2 separate regions of the Mus musculus genome follow, and region 2 is linked to region 1. A link is a loop called in an ENCODE intact Hi-C map of the cell type or tissue named here. Cell type or tissue: left cerebral cortex. All regions are shown on one strand. Links, peaks and the distances in the headings refer to the core of each region. The heading gives the core; the rest is flanking DNA. Region 1 has its middle 13 kb from the start of Meioc. Region 2 holds the start of Fam171a2 (family with sequence similarity 171, member A2).

What was found. Hi-C counts contacts between places; a loop is a spot of excess contacts. Peaks named below come from ENCODE experiments on the same cell type or tissue, not always from the same donor. Only the 100,000 strongest peaks of a DNase experiment are listed, where the experiment ranks them.
Region 2: it touches region 1 in a loop (3-fold over the local background); 2 of 42 quality-filtered maps call a loop at or near these places.

The regions. Positions count from the first base shown.
Region 1 is chr11:102,648,382-102,656,708 of GRCm38, forward strand. No RefSeq gene overlaps it. Among named protein-coding and RNA genes, the nearest start is that of Meioc, 13 kb to the right of the region's middle. In left cerebral cortex, for the core only: CTCF peaks have their summits at 3,173 (motif pointing left) and 4,669 (motif pointing left); DNase peaks (open chromatin) are centred at 3,158 and 7,675; H3K27ac peaks cover 256 bases.
Region 2 is chr11:102,444,369-102,452,695 of GRCm38, forward strand. Fam171a2 (family with sequence similarity 171, member A2) reads right to left here and starts at 3,295. Exons shown (of 8, transcript NM_199200.2): 1 at 3,030-3,295. The coding sequence starts at 3,147. In left cerebral cortex, for the core only: a CTCF peak has its summit at 3,354 (motif pointing left); DNase peaks (open chromatin) are centred at 1,014, 1,327, 1,606, 1,978 and 6 more places; H3K4me3 peaks cover 3,245 bases; H3K27ac peaks cover 4,040 bases.

The DNA of each region.
Region 1 (8,327 bases), core at 45-8,044:
TATGTTCAACCCTCAGCACTGTATAGACCAGGCACATCCTGGTAGCCCCAGCATTTGGGGGTGGAGGCAAAAAGGTAAAAAAGTACAAGGTCATCCTGGGCTACCAACCTCCCCACCCTCCACCCACCAAAAAAACCCAAAACAACCAAAACAGAACCTACCTAGACAAATAAATAGACAAACATTCTTACATTGATTCCTTCTTTGGTCTGAGGGGCAAAAAGGGGGCCTTTGGGTGCTTCACAGCTAACAGAGGAGGCGGTTTAAGGGGCAGACAGATGTCTGCAACAGGTTGGGACTCACCTGTGGGGTAAAGTGTTCTGGGCCACAAAGAACGAGAGATTTGAGAAGTGGTTCAGAGCCTTCACACGGAGGTATTGATATTCTAACCTTCTCTTTAATTAAGCTCCACTTAAAACTTTTCTTTTAGGGACTGGAGGGGTGGCTCAGAGGTTAATAGCACTGGCTGTTCTTCAAGAGGATCAGGGTTCAATTCCCAGCACCCACATGGCAGCTCACAGCTGTCTGTGACTCCAGTTCCAGGGGATCTGACGCTCTCACACAGACATACATTCTGGCAAAACACCATGCACATAAAAATAAGTCAATATTTGAAATATATTTTTCTTTTAGATTTATATTATGCATATGAATGTTTTGCCTTCATGTATGTATGTATACGCACCACATAAGTGTCTGGTGCCCACAAAGACCAGAAGAGGCCATCAGATCCTTTTGTAGTTACAGATGTTACGAGCTGCCTCGCAGATGCTGGGAGCTAAACCCAGGTAACCTGAAAGCATGGCAAATGATGCTGGCAGATGCCTTGCCTATAACCCCAGAGTGCTCAACAGATGGAGACGGGGCAGGCTAGCCTACCCCGAATAATGACCTGGGCACTCAAAGTGACTACCTCCATATACTAGGTGGGAATCAGTCAAGGAAGTATTCAACCTCTGCCTTCCACGTGAGTGCTCACACACAGGCACGGTCCACACAAAAGAAAAGAATAGGTGCTCATAGTGGCATGTGCTTTTAATCTTAGTGCTCAAGAGGTAGAAAGGCAGAAGCAGGCAGAACTCTATCAATTCAAGATGGCATGGTCTACTCAGTCTACGTGGTCTACACGGTCTATGTGGTTCTCTCTCTCCCTCCCCTTTTTTGTTTTTTTGTTTTTTTGTTTTTGTTGTTTGTTTTATTTTATTTTATTTTTCGAAGGCAGTGAGGTAGGGTCTCCCTGTGTAGCCTTGGCTATCCTGGAACTCACTCTGTAGCCCAGGCTGGCCACGAACTCACAGAGATCCACCTGCCTCTGCCTCCTGAGTGCAAGGGTCAAACCTGTGAACCACCAGGGCCTGGCTAAATGGTCTCTTGACCATAGATAAGGTCACAGTATCTGCAACATGTCTACCTTTCAAATATTCGGTATAGGCTGGGGTGTGGAGACACTTGGGCTGTGGGTCTCAGAAACAGAAGGACTCAGGACCGACTCTAACCATCCCACACTCCTCAAAGCCCCACTTAGTGTATAGGGAGAGAACTGATTCGTAATAGTTGTCGTTTGACCTCCATACACAGGTCATGGTGTGTACCTTCCCTCAACCCAGGTAGAGAGATGATAGATAGGTAGATAGATAGATAGGTGGATAGAAGGACAGATTGAAAGATAGAATAGATGATACAAGATAGGTAGATTGAAAGATAGATGATAGATAAATGAGACAAGTATACTTAACATTTAAAAGAAAGTTGGGTAAAGGGGAGAAGCCACAGCACAACCTGGCATGGAACAGCACCTGCTAATCATTATGTATATACGAATTTCAGAACTCAGAGAGCACTCATTATCAGAGTCAACGAAAATCTCAGTGAGAAGCCATCTTCCCACCTAGGGGACAAGCGAAAATCAGACTCCACCGTGGAAGTCTCTGGGTTGGCAAGGGTATGAGAAACATTCCACGTGGACATGGATGCAGTTGTAAGCACTGCTTGGGTATGGAACTTAGCAATATCGACTGACATTACAAACTGCAGACAAACAACTCCAACTCTGAGAAGCCAGCCTTCAGAACCATGCATGCACAAAGCCACCGAGGCACCGCTGCCTTTATTAAAGCTTCAGTACAAGAGGAGTTGATTGAATGGCTTCTGGCTCGTCCATTTGATTGGGTATTGGAAATTCTGACATGGGCTGATCTGCGTGATAAGTTACCTTGGCTGGGGGATGTAGCTCAGTTGGAGTAATGCTTGCCTATCTTGTGTGTTCGATCCCCGGCACCACAGAAACTGGGCAAAAGGTGGAAGCAAGAGGAGTAGAATTTCTTTTTTCCTTTTTTTTTTTTTGTTTTCTTTTGTTTCCCTTCCCTTCCCTTCCCTTCCCTTCCCTTCCCTTCCCTTCCCTTCCCTTCCCTTCCCTTCCCTTCCCTTCCCTTCCCTTCCCTTCCCTTCCCTTCCCTTCTCCTTCCTTTTCTTTTCTTTTTTCTTTTCTTTTCTTTTCTTTTCTTTTCTTTCCTTCCCCTCCCTCCCTCCCTTCCTCTCTCCCTCCTCTCTCTCTCTCTCTCTCTCTCTCTCTCTCTCTTTCTTTCTTTCTTTCGGACAGGGTTTCTCTGTGTAACCTTGGCTGCCCTGGAACTCACCTTGTAGTGGAGGCTGGTCTCCTGCTCAGAGACCTGGTCTCCCGCCGGAGTGCTTGAATCAAAGTCCTCCTCCACCACCACCACCCAGCTAGACTTTCAAAGGCATCCTCAACTACACGGTGAGTTTGAGGACAGCCTGGGCTACATGAAACTCTGCCTCACTAACAAAAACAAAAGCATAAAAGATAAACAATCTTGAAATGACTGGAGTAAGGATAGTGGCTACCGTATAATATAATTTGTATGTGGAAGAAAAGATAACCTGTGGGCATTTGTATGCTACCATCTGGGTGGGAAAAAAAAAACACCATACGTTCTATTATGTAAGCATACACTTCTAGCATTCAAATGCTGAGAGAACTGGGGAGCTAGGAAGCAGGTACATTGTATGCTCATTTATACCTTTAAGAATGTATACCATATGCAAGTAGTAGTTATACACATCAAAACATAAATAAAACCAAAAAGATTTATCAGAACAAGTTTGGATTCGCCAGACTGGTGAGTTAGTCCACAGCGCCCCCTGTTGTTGCTTGCGTGTATATGCAGGGCCGGGTTCACGGTGAGGAGGCAGTGCCTCTTTAAAGAAAGATGCAGAGAAAAGAATGGTGGACTACGCTGGAGCTAGAGGAGAGGGGTGGATGGGAGGCACTGGACACATTGGGAACGGGCAGTCCTTGGTCATGGAGTGCCGAGTGCCTTTGCCAGCTGCATGCCTTGGGACACGTGACCCTCTTAATAAGTCTCTGTTCTTGCCCCATAAATTGGGTTGCTAATACCTACCCTTAGGGTCGCTGTGAAGATCAAATAAGGCATGAACATGAACAGCGCTTCAGAATGAGAAAGTGCCATTACAATGCTAAGGGATTACTTTTAACTATCCCCCTCAGTTCACAAGGTAGTAAGAGGTAGGTAGTATCGGGCAGCGGTAAAGTTAGGGACTCAGGAGTCAGAATGGCTAATTCCACCAGCCACCATCTGGAGGGATCTAGAGTAAATTATTCAATTTAGTGACCTCTAGTTTACATATGCGAAGTTAGGGTTGACAATAACATTTTCATATGATTTGGTGGAGGGATCTTTAAAGCACCTGGTATTGGATCTGGCCAACGCTGCTGTCGGAGTCTGCCACTGCTGTCTTCTCCGTGTGCAAGGTCCACGTACTTTGCAAATAGGTGTGTGGTAGGTGCTAGCTTACACTAGCATCTTAGAGGCGAAGAAACTGAAGCCTGTGGAGGAGATGTGACCTGGCCCAAACCCTCTGACTAGTTAGTGAGTAGCAATAATTCTTCTAAGCTGGGAGTGGAGGTTGGTGCACACCTGTAACCCCAGCACTTCGAAGGTGCAGGCAGGAGGAGCTGGTGTTTAAGGTTAGCCTTGGCTACATCAGGCCCTGTCTCAAAAACACTGAATAAAAATATAACTAAAAATTCTTTTTCAAAAAAACCCCTTCTATTTTAGAGGGGCATCAAAAAGAATCCTCCTTCCTTTTTTCCTTCTTTCTTTCTAAAAGAGTATTTATTTACTTTTTAATAAAATTATGTATATGCGGGGTTGGAGAGATGTCTCAGAGGTTAAGAGCACTGACTACTCTTGTGGAGGCCCTGGGTTCAAGTCCCAGCACCCACATGGCAGCTCGCAACAGTCTGTGACTCCCCCAGTCCCAGGGGATCCGACACCCTCACACAGACAAACATGCAGGCAAAACACCAATGCACATAAAATAAAAATAAATTATTTTTAAAAATAGGAATACGTATCTGTGGAGTATGTTCATGTGATTGCAGGTGCCCACGAAGGCAGGGGCCAGGGGTGGCAGATCTCTCAGAAGCTGGAGTTCCAGGGGCTTGTGAGCCACTTGATATGGTTCCTGTGAGCTGAACTCAGGTCCTCTGCAAAAGGTACACACGTGGGCCGGAGATGATGGCTCAGAGGTTAAGAGCACTGCCAGTTATTCCAAAGATCCTGAGTTCAAATCCCAGCAACCACATGGTGGCTCACAACCACTGGGAAGATCTGGCGCCCTCTTCTGGAGCATCTGACAACAGCTACAGTGTACCTACATATAATAAATAAATAAATAAATCTTAAAAAAAAAAAAGGTACACATGTCCTTAAAGCTGAGCCATCTCTACAGTCTGCCCTGCCTCTCTCTCCCTCCTGCCTTCCTTTTTTTTTTTTCTTTTCTTTCTCTGTGTGGTGTGGTATGTGTGTGTACATGTGTGTGTGTGTACACATGTGTGTGTGTGTGTACACGTGAATGTGTATATGCATGCCACAACATACATGTGAAGGAAAGAGAACCACTTTGTGGGTTTGACTCTCTCCTTCTACTCTGTGGGTTCCAAGGATCAAACTCAGGTTTGGCAGCAATCACCTTTTACCTGCTGAGCCATCTCGCCGGCCCCTAGAAATACAGTTTATAATTGCCACAGCATGAATTGAAGCAGGGATAGACAGAGGACACAGAAGTGGGGGTATGAGGAAGAAGAACTTTAGCGGGAGACAATACAAAGAGTGACAGAATCCATGAGAGCCCCAGGGCATCCTGGGTCAGGGTGGACATAAGCTGCTAATGGGAAACAGAGTCAGAAGGAGGGGTTCAGGACTCGGGAGAACATCAAGGATGGGGGAGCTTTCAGATACCATCCTCCCTGGGGAAACGTTTCCCAAAGAAGGCAGTATGGTGCAGTAGGAAGACCACCCCAAGGATGTACCGAGTTCCTGTGTGCCGGGTTGCAGACCAAAGCAAAAGCCAAGATCGCTGTTTGTGAGCTGAGGACCCTCTGGTGGGTCTTCCCCTCCCTCTCCCGCCCCCACAGAATATAGATTAACATCTGGGTTTCAGCTTTATTTTCACCCTTAGCTGTGTGTTTAAAAAGAAGAAGAAGTCTAATTACAACTAGATGCCCTAACTTCATTCCAGCTTTTTTTTTTAAAGATCTATTTTCATTTTATGTATTTATTTTATGTGTACGGGTGCTTTGCCTGCATATGTGTCTGCGCACCACATGCGTGCCTGGTGCCTGGAGTGGATCAGATGAGGGCTTCAGATCCCCTGGGACTGGAGTTAGAGAGGTGCGTGTCTACACGGGTGCTGGGAGCTGAGTGCGGGTCTTCTGGAAGAGCTCCTCGCCCTCAGAACTGCTGCACCATCTCGCCAGTCCCAGGATTTATTTTTACTAATATGTTTAGGTGTGATGTGTACATATGGATACTTGCACATGAGCACAGGTGCCTGCAGATGCCAGAGGTCATGGATTCCCCCTGAGCTGGAGTTAGAGGAATCGGTAAGCGGCCAGATGTGGGTGTTTGGAACTGAACACAGGTTCCCTGGAAGAGCACTGAGTGCTTTTCACTGCTGAGCTGTCTCTCCAGCCCCTGGCCTCCCTCTTTTTTAACAGATAACTAAAAATTTAAGGACCAAGTGGCTTGTTCAGTCCCAGAGATCACGATAACCTCTAGGAGGCATTGGTGTATCATGAATTCATACCTTCTGATACCAGTCATCCACAGAGCAAGGCCTGCTCATCCCAGAGGTGGCCTGTCTCTCTGCAGCTGCGAGAGAGAGGAGTCTGGGCTGGGCACGCCTGAGTGCTTCAACTTTCCCCAGATATTCCAACTCTGCTTCCATATTTAAACATCCATCTGGTCTTTGTCCCATGTATTTTCCTTTCCACTTTAAAATGTGAGTGTCCTTCTGAGGAAAAGCCAATCCATGTGTTTTTGATTCATTTAAATTTAATTTCTCAAAATTAAAAAAAAAAAGGGCAGACATCACTGAGTTTCACACATATTCAAATGACAGGAAATAGAGAGAGGCCACGTGTGGGTAACTGGGTGTGAGAGACCTCAGGTACTCCTGGGGCTCTCCTGCTCAGGAAATGATGTCGCTCAACCTTACAGTGGATGCTGAGCCTGGCTTTATTTCCTTATTCCAGTGCCAGCTCCAGCAAGGGGGCAGTTATAACACCTGGGCCAGCCAGCATTAAGAATATAATAAAACAACGAGTGAATCTGAACTTTGAAAACTTGGCTGGGGTGTGCAGTCAGGTCACGTGTAAGAGAAGAAGCAATTATTGTTTGGTGCTTCCTGTCTGTTGGGGTTTAAATTTACATAAACAACAAGAACAAAAAGGGTCTCACTATGTAGACCAGGCTGGCTTTGAACTCGCAGAGGTCTGCCTACCTCTGCATCCCAAGTGATAGGATTAAAGGCATGTGCTACCACATCTGCCCTTGCCTGTTATGCTTTGAATCTGAACTATCCCACAATGGCTCATGTTTGGAAGGTCTTCCCTCCACCCCCACCCCCCACCCCCCAAGCTGGCAGCATTATTTTTGGGAGGTGCTAGTTTACTCAGGATTCCACTAGGCTCTTCCCAGGGACCTAGTAATGACTTAAGTCACAATCACCTGCTGCCATCACCTGCCTCCATCACCTGTCATCTCTGCCAGGTGTGCCAGATGTGTATAAAAGGACTGCTGGCTACTCCAGGGCTCTCTCGTGCTCATTCTCTCTCTTCCTCTCTCCCTCCCTCACTCTCCCTCCCTCCCTGTCCTCTGTACTGCCCCCTTCTCTGCCCTCCTGCCTCTGCTCCAGCCTGTCTGCCTATGTCCACTGGTCTGCCCCTACCCCTTCCCAGGTTCTTCCCCCAGTAAACCCCCTTATACCAGATCTGCTGTGTGGTGTAGTTACTCGGGGACACAGCTTGGTATGGTCCTGCCAGGTACCCCAGCACAGGACTATACTTCATGACAGGAGGTTGTGCAACCTTTAGAAGGTGAGGCCTAGCTAGCGGAAGTAGGTAAATCAGGCCCGGCTTTTGACTATAGCCTAGTCCTGGTTTATTAAAGTTGGTCTCTCAGTGTCCTGTTTCACCGAGATGGGAATAGCCTGCGCCACTTACTTCCTCTGTTGTGATGGGAATAGTACTCCCTCTGCTGTGAAGTGAGCCACTCCTCCATGCCTCTACCAACAGGATGGCCAGGACAGGCTCTCCCACACAGAACCAGAATAACGCTTCGGTCCACTCCATGGCTTCTGTCAGCTATTTTATCCTAGCAACATGACAGTGACTAATACCCTGAGCATGTACTTATATAAGCCAGCAGGAACTCTGTATAAACATACTTGCTTATAACGATGAAATAAAAACCCATGCTGGGATAACTCGGGAGTGGTGGTGGTGGGGAGAGTAATGGTGACAGGACAGGTTTGTGGAATGTGCTGTAGTCAGGCAACTCTGGAGTAAACGTTTCGATTCATCACTTAGACGCAGGAACTTTAGGCGAGTGACTTTATCTCTATGAACCTCATCAACAAACCACTCCAAAGACCACTGTAAGAATTAAATGATATGTGGAGGTGCAATAGGGGGTTGGGGGGGGGCTGGAGAGAGCTGATATAGGCCTTTAATCCCAGCACTCAGGAGGCAGAGGCAGGTAGATCTCTGAGTCTGAGTGCAGCCTGGTCTACAGAGCCCAGAGCTACACACAGGAACCCTGTCTTGAAAATAAAGACGTCTTACAGGGAGGGGAGGGGCAGAATCAGCTCAGCAGGTGAGATTCCTTGCTCCCAAGCCTGATGGCTTAAGTTGGATCACAGAACCCACAGGGTGGAAGGAAAGAACCGACTGCCTTGAGTTCCACACGTCTACTGTGGCACGGGCAGAACTATCTGCACCCCCT
Region 2 (8,327 bases), core at 191-8,190, 200 kb before region 1:
CATGCATACTTTCACAATTCTAAACTTGGGCAATGCCTGTGATGGGTGATGTCATCGTTATAATTGACAGCATTCCCCACTCCCCACCCCCATTCTTAATGGCTCACAAAATAGGAATATACTTTGCAGCCAGTGAAATGCTATATTTGCTAAAATATGCCCTCAGCCCATTTTACAGATAAAGAAAGTGAGGCTTAGAAGGCGTTAAGTCCTTGTACTGCAGTTAAGTGAGAAATCTGAGCTCTGAACCTAGTAGTCTACTTCTAGAGTTAAAAAATGTTAGCCAGTCTACCCTAAAAGAACAATGGTCTGAAGAGGAGAAGAGAGACCAAGAAAGAATGAGCCCTGGGAGAATGGGGAGCCTCAGGTGGAGGGGGAGAGGGCAAGATCGAGTAACCTAGAGGAAAGATGGAAGCTTGAGTTCTCAAGGAACAAAAAAAAAAAAAAAAAAAAAAAAATCAAGTCAAGCCACCAAGGAACCTGTCACTCTGTCACTTCTTACACACACCCTCTACCCAGGATCCTATCCAAAAACCCTTCAAATTTAGGGACCTGCCCCAGCTCCTAAGCTCAAAGGAGTATCTTGATCCCTCCCATCACAGTCTGTAGCTGGTCAGCGACAGTCACTCACCATGGCAACGCCCTCATTCCTCCCGGGAGATCAAGCAAAGGAGCTGGGGCACTGATGGGGATGGGCTACACGGAAAGCAGACCCAGGCCCAAGGGAAAGAGTGTGCAGGGACTGGGACGCATAAACATTTAAATTTCCAGGCTATCTGTGAAACCCCCCCCCCGTCCCCCACCTCCCTTCCTCCAGGGTAACCTGGCCACTCTGGCCCTGAAGGCGAGGTGCTTGGGTTTGGGTGGGTGATGAGGACTTAAATTACTCTCATGGATTTCCACAGGTCGCCTCTGCCATCTAACCCTTTCCACTCAGCACCCGCTTCTCCCTCAAGACTAGGCCCCGCCCCCGCCTTCCTAATGAGCATCATAGATTGGGAGACAAGTGGAGGATGCACTGGATGCTGGGGGAAATCCCAGGTAGAGAGGGAGCCTGGAGCCTGGAGCGGAGAGAAGAAGGGGCGGGGCTGGGGGGCGTGGGCAGCCTCAGAACCTCAAGGCCTTTCACCGACTTGACACTCCACAGTGACAGGTGTCTCTTCTCAGGCTTCCAAAGCAGGATACCACGCCTGGTCCTGGCATCCCATCCAGCTATTCCCAGAGCCCACCTCCCTCTCCAGGATAGGCCAGAGTCTAGCTTGTTAGGGTGGGGCACCCACTCTGCCCACTCCCACGCTGGCTCTCCAAGGAGTGGCAGTCTCCTGCCCCAGTAGGAATTCTGAGAAGCTAAAAGAGTCTGACTGCTCCCAGCCCCATTCTAGGCTTAGGAACAGCTGGAGAAAGCAGCTGGGAAGAGAGGATCCTGGAGTCTGAAATTTTGTCACTTGAGGGAAGCCTTTTGGCTCAAGGGCCAAAGCCTCAAAAGAGGTAGAGGAGGGACCTGGGAAACAAAACAGAGGTGGGCAGGTAAGGCCGGAAGGAAAGTCAGCACCAAGCTGGGAGGTGGGGCAGGTGTCTAGCAGACTCCTTTCCCTGCTTCCCCACAGCCTGGGCTCCCCGCCAGCTGCCTGAGAGAGCCCCTTATTCTGGCTGTATTCCAGCCAATTCCCTGGGCCCTTCCTCCCTCCCCTGGGCCTTGGAGGAGGAGAAGCTTCTTAGCTTGGGCCTCTTCTCTGGGAGATTAGGGGAGACTGAGGCACAGGAAGATCCCTCCCCACCCTCAAAGCTTGGCATTCCATACAGTATCTGCATCTCTCCACTTGGCTAGCCCTGCCTTGTTCCAGGAGGAAATCCGACCTCCTTCCTTCATCCGGACCCTACTTCCCTCAACCAGACCCCCGCCTTCCGCCTTTCCTGCTAGCTTCTGGTGTGTGTGTGTGTGGGGGGGGGGTGGCATAAGGAGCAAAGAACACTGTTTCAGGATGGAACCGCAGGCAGGGAAGGAAGAGCAATTGTGGGGTGGTGGCGCAGGAACCAGAAAGGTGGGAGAGGGAAGCAGGGATGAGGAGAAGAGAGGCCCAGAGCACCCACGAGTGAGCTGTGGAGTCAGGGTGTCCAGCTCCCAATGCAGGGGCCAGCTCTACCTTCACCTCACACACCCATGTGGGCCAGGTTAGGCGTTAGGAGGGTCAGGGTCTCCTTTGGGGGCGGGGGAATGAGTGAAATGAAGAAGGGAAGCTGGTAGAAGAGAGTAGTAGCAAGAGACAGGCTGGACAAGGACCCAGACACCTGCCCTCTCAGCTGGTACTGCCCACAGCTAGCCAGCCAGCTCAGCATGGCTCCGTGACCACAGCCCTGCCATGCGCCTTGAGCCGGGAATCACAATAACGCCTGTACTCGCCCCCCCCCTTCCAAATGCATCCCCTCCCTCTAGCATGAGCTGATCAGTGTTTATTCGGTGAGCCCCAAATTCTAAACCTGGGGGGGGATTGGCTAGAAGCTGTCAGGCTCCTGGGTGAAAACCCCATTCGAGCAGTCAATCCCGCCTACAGCCTCACCCACTCCCCCTCTCCCCTCCCCCCTCGCAGCCCAGCTCTAAGCTCCCAGCCCCAGTCCGGCCAGGGTGGCAGCCGATGTCTGCGCCCCCACCCAGCCTGGGTCGCAGCTAGGGACCCGCGGGGGGCTGCGGAGCCGGCGCCCGCCCCAGCCCGCCCCTGGGCGGGTGTCTTCCGCAGACAATAGCTCTGGCTGCAGTGCCTCGCGGACCAGGAGGGAGAAAAACAAGTCGGAGGAGGCGGCAGCGCCGAGCCTGGAGACCCTCGCCCTCTCCATTGTGTCTCCCCAAGACCCCCGCAGCAAACAGTCCCCCAATCTCTCCCCCAGAAGCACCGATCTCAGGTCGCCTTCCCCCCGCCATCCTGGGAGCAGAATGCATCCCAAGTCACTAGCACCGTGAAGAGGGGGCCAGCGGTGGCAGCCGATCACAGGGTACAGGCCCACGATCGCCGCCCCTCGAGGCCGATACTCACCCTGCGGGCTGGGGGGCTCCGGCGGAGACTTGCCGGGAGCCCGGGAGGCGCCGCCGAGCAGCAGCCCCAGCAGCGGCAGCAGCCGCGCGAGGACGCCGGGGCCACTCGGCGGCGGCATCGCGGGGCTCGGCCGGGCCCTAGCGGTCCATCGTTGCCGCCCGGCCCTGATCGGCCGGCCCCGCTCAGCCCCAGTTCTGCACCGCTCTGTGCAGCTCCGGGTTGGGCTCCCGCTCCGGCTGCGGCGCCCGCTCGGCGCGATTGTCTCTGCCCGGAGCGGCCGCCAGCGCCCCCTGCAGTCGACACCCGGCACGGCGGGCCAGCGGGCACCGCCCCCTCGAGGCCCGGCTCTGCCTGCAGCCCACCCGGCAGCCCCCACCCGGTAACCCAAGATTCCAGACAGCAATGGAGTGCAGCGATTAGGGGGCAATTACCCGGGTTGGGGTTGGAGAGCTCTTGAGATGTGGTGTAAAATTGAGGGGTAGGAGAATGGCTATTGCCTACTCCTAAGGGCTGTAGTTGGAAAGAGTGAGAATTTTCTTCTCCCACACCGAGAGCTCCGTAGTGTTGAGGAGGCTGCGGTCTCCATCCAACATTGGGAAGCTGACCTGTGGTCATGTCAGCCTCCTCCCCCGCCCCCCATGACTTCCATTCAGAAACAGGCAAGACAAGTTCCTTACAGCCTTCTTAGCCTCTCTTGCTTTAAAGAGGATGGTCTGAAGTTCAGAATGACCTCGAACTCATGGCCCTTTTCCTGCCTCCGCTTCCAGAGTGTTGGGATTTCAAATGCAAGCCGCTATATTCAGCCTCACTTATCCTTTAAAGTGACAATCATAATAATCTCTACCTAGTAACGTGGTTGAGATACCAAGGTGTGTGTGAGGGGTGGTTCGGGGTGATGGTGGAGGAATGCCAGGCACCTTTTATCCCAACAGGAAGAGCTCTGTGAGTTCAAGGCCACTTTGCTCTACATAGCCAGTTCCTGGTCCTCTGACACAAGTCTGACAGGTGCACCGGTGCAGTAAGTGGTGCTATTGTTGGCCGGGGAGGGGCTTGCCTCCCTTGGAGTAATAAGACCTCCTTCTGGAGGAGACATCTGGCTAGAGAGGTTTTGTAGAAGTGGAAGCAGACGCCTCCCCCCACAAAAGAATCCCATTGGTTCCGGCATCCTGATTGACAAACTGGATCTTCCTTCGCTGAACCCCATGTTTGAAGACAAGCTCCCAAACAACCTTTCTCTCCTTATCGTTTCTGGCTGTCACTATCCCTTAGCTTCTGTTTTGCGTCGTTCTCTCTGCCCAGTCACCTCTTCAGCACAGCCTGCTACCCAGGAGACCTATGACAAGGATGGCTTCCCCTAGGGGACGCAGCAGGCTTCCCTCTGACTAAGTCTCTCTACTTAAGGGGGCAAAGTCACCAGGTCTTTCCCTTCATCCCTTCCTTTCCTCTTTCCCTCTTTTCCTTCTTTCTTTCTCCTCCCCTCATTTCCATCTGTTTCCTCTTCCTCCTCCTTCTTCTCACCGCCCCCGCCCCCCACCTCAGACCCTGGAGTAGCCAGCCAAGGGTAGAGGGGATTGCACGCAGCATCTCTTCCTTTTTAATAGAGATTTCCGTGTAACCATATTTCCCAGTTCTGTGCTTATGTAACTTTTTTTTTTTTTTTTTTTTTTTTTTTGGAACCTAAGTGCAGGCTTTAGCGCTCTTCCTTGGTGAATTTCATCGTGTTGGTCTCAAGCCGACTTCACAATCTGTCAGAGCTCCCTGGAATCTGCCTTGCTTGCCCACTGTATTATCCCTGTGCCTGCCACAGCCAGGAGTTATCTGTGGGGCAGAGAGGCTACTGCTGCCTTCGTTCAAGGATCTCCTGATGTCTCTAGGCAGCCCAGAGTTGACATGGAGCTGAGACACCCCAGAGAGACCCCCCCACCGCACCCCAGTTTTATCAGGATCATTCAGATCTAAAATCCCAGCCACTACAATCCCGCTCACATTTCTCTCGTCCGTGAGGCCCAAGGCTAAAATGCTTTGCTGGGATCAAGATAGGTGGTCTGGGCCATTCAGTTGCAATGACTGACTGACTCCAGAGGAAATTTGGCTGGTATTCAAGGATCACGGCTTAATCTTTACTTAGATATTCAGTCACCCAGCTAGAAACCTGTTCTGGAACTTGCCATGCATGGATGTCAAATCATTGTTATCAGGATTTACCATTTTACCCCTCTGGGTACAATCAAGTATGGGCTCTGGTGAGGTGAATATATGCACCTCTTCTGTCCCTGGACACGTAGCATTGAATTCAGTGTTCAAGGCGTGTCTGCTCAGCCACCACCCCTGCCTCCCTAACAAACAAGTACCCCAGGGCCCTCCCCACCCGGCTCCAGCCTCAGCAACTCCCTCTTTGCCAGAACTTGCCCCCTTGTTACTGGCAGAAATTTTTTTTTTCTGAACACTTTGCTCCATGCAGGGAACGGCTCTTTCATTGCCTCAGATCAACCGTCAGAGCCCTGTCCTTGACTACCTGGCTTCCCTTTGAAGACTTCGGGAAGTGGCGCCTCCACCAGCACCCACTGATATCTCCTCACCACTCCCCTCCTTCCATGCCTCCTTCCGCCTCACCTCACCTCTCCTCTTCTTCTTCTCCTTCTTTTTTTCCTAAGATTTATTTATTTATTTTATGTATTATGAGTACAATTATAGCTGTCTTCAGAAGAGGGTGTCAGCTCTCTGACAGATTTTTGTGTCATTACAGATGGTTGTGAGCCACCATGTGGCTGCTGGGAATTGAACTTGGGACCTCTGGAAGAGCAGTCAGTGCTCTTAACCATTGAGCCATCTCTCCAGCCTCCCTCCTCTCCTCTCTTCTCTCCTGTCCTCCCCTACCCCCTTTCCTCCCCTCCCCTTTCCTCTCCACATCCCCCTTCTCCTCTCCACATCACCCTCCTCTGTCTTTCTCCCCACCCTCAGTACTGAAGATTGAACTCAGGGTCTTGGACATAGTAAACGACTGCTCCCCTACTGAAAGTTGTCTCAGCTTTCTTTTTCCTTACTTTCTAAAAATGTGATAGAAATAGGACCGTTATTAAGGAGGAATGGGAGTAGGGTGGTATGCTGAGGAAAGGCATTGTCTCAGGGTTTCTATTGACTTGACGAAAAACACCAGGACCAAAAAGCAAGTTGGGGAGGAAAGGGTTTATTTGGCTTACACTTCCAGATCATAGCTCATCAGTGGAGGAAGTCAGGACAGGAACTCAAGCAGGACTGGAATCTGGAGGCAGGAGCTGATGCAGAGGCCATGAAGGGAGGTTGCTTACTGGCTTGCTTTCCCTGGCTTGTCAGTATGTTTTCTTATAAAACCCAGGACCACAATGGGCTGGCCCTCCCCCATTGATCACTAGTGTGCTAGAACTGAGAAAATGTCCTACAGCTGGATCTCATGGAGGCATTTTCTCAGCCAAGGCTCCTTCCTGTCTGAGGACTCTAGCTTGTGTCAGGTTGACACACAATAGCAGCCAGTGACAGACATACACTCAAAGTACCCTTTTGAGACAGAATCTAATGTAGCCCAGGCTAGCCTCCAACTCTTTTTTTAAACAATTTTTTATTAGATATTTTCTTCATTTACAATTCAAATGCTATTCCAAAAGTCCCTTATATCCTCCCCCCAACCTTGCTCTCCAACTCACCCACTCCCACTTCCTGGCCTTGGTATTCCCCTGTATTGGGGCATATAATCTTTGCAAGACCAAGGACCTCTCCTCCCAATGATGGCCGATTAGGCCATCTTCTGCTACATACATGAGCTCAGGGGGTACTGGTTAGTTCATATTGCTGTTCCTCCTATAGGGTTACAGACCCCTTCAGCTCGTTGGGTAGTTTCTCTAGTTCCTTCATTGGGGGCCATGTGTTCCATCCTATAGATTACTGTGAGCCTCCACTTCTGTATTTGCCAGGCACTGGCATAGTCTCACTAGAGTCAGCTATATCAGGGTCCTGTGGGCAAAATCTTACTGGCATATGCAATAATGTCTGCTTTTGGTGGTTGATTATGGTATGGATCCCTGAATGGGGCAGTCTCTGCATGGTCCTACCCTCCGTCTCATCTCCAAACTTTGTCTCTGCAACTCCTTAGCCTCCAACTCTTCTGATCCTATTCTCTCTACTGCATGAATTCTGGTTAAACATGTTTGTGCTACCACTCCTGGTTTACTGAACCTGACCAGAGTTTCCTGTGTGTTAGGTAAATACCCTAACAGACCTAACAGAGCTCTATGTATCTATCTATCTCTATCTATCTATCTATCTATCTATCTATCTATCTATCTATCTACACATATATAAAAAATTACGGGGGCTGGTGAGATGGCTCAGTGGGTAAGAGCACCCGACTGCTCTTCCAAAGGTCCTGAGTTCAAATCCCAGCAACCACATGGTGGCTCACAACCATCCGTAATGAGATCTGACTCCCTCTTCTGGAGTGTCTGAAGACAGCTACAGTGTACTTACATATAATAAATAAATAAAAATCTTTTTTTAAAAATTACTTTTTGAGACATCATGTCAGAATCTCAGATTCTCAGAATAAGCTGCCCAGGCTAGCCTTGAACTCATTCTGTAGCCTAAACTGACCTTGGACTCACTCTGTAGCCCAGGCTGGCCCTGAACTCACCCTGTAGTCCAGGCAGGCTGTGAACTTGTGATTCTCCTACCTCTACCTCTAGAATAGCTGGGATTACAGACTCTTCCCACCCCTTTCCATTCACAGCCCTGGCCAGCACTGACTACACCTTTATTTCTTGGTTTACTTCATTCATCTTCTTGAACAGAGATCCCATGGGATAGAGACTGGCTTTATTCACTGCTCAGCCCAGCTTTGGAATAGTCTAAGCACATGTTAGGTGCTCAAAACCCATTTCTGGCACATGTGAACCATCAAACTCCACGGGACTCCAGAGAATAGCCTGACCTCTACCAAGCCACCTGACCTTGATCCTCACAGCTGGAAATCTGCCTTCTATACCCCATCTGCTTTTTAAGTGGAAGATCTGTCTCCTCAGAAGGGTCAGCATTAGGGGGCTGCACCGGACAACATCTGCTGTCCCCTCCCTGGTGTGACACTGTCTTCTTCAAGTTTAGCTCAGCCGGTTTCTTCTGCCTCTCTTCCCTCAGAATAGCACTGTAAAGGTCTTTGTTGTGGAAACAGACAGAAGAGGTGAAGGTTATTTTCCCAAGTCTTGGACTATTTTGAGGTTTGTCCCTCCAAAATTATGTAAAACACATAGCTTAAAGCTGCGCACCAGAGCT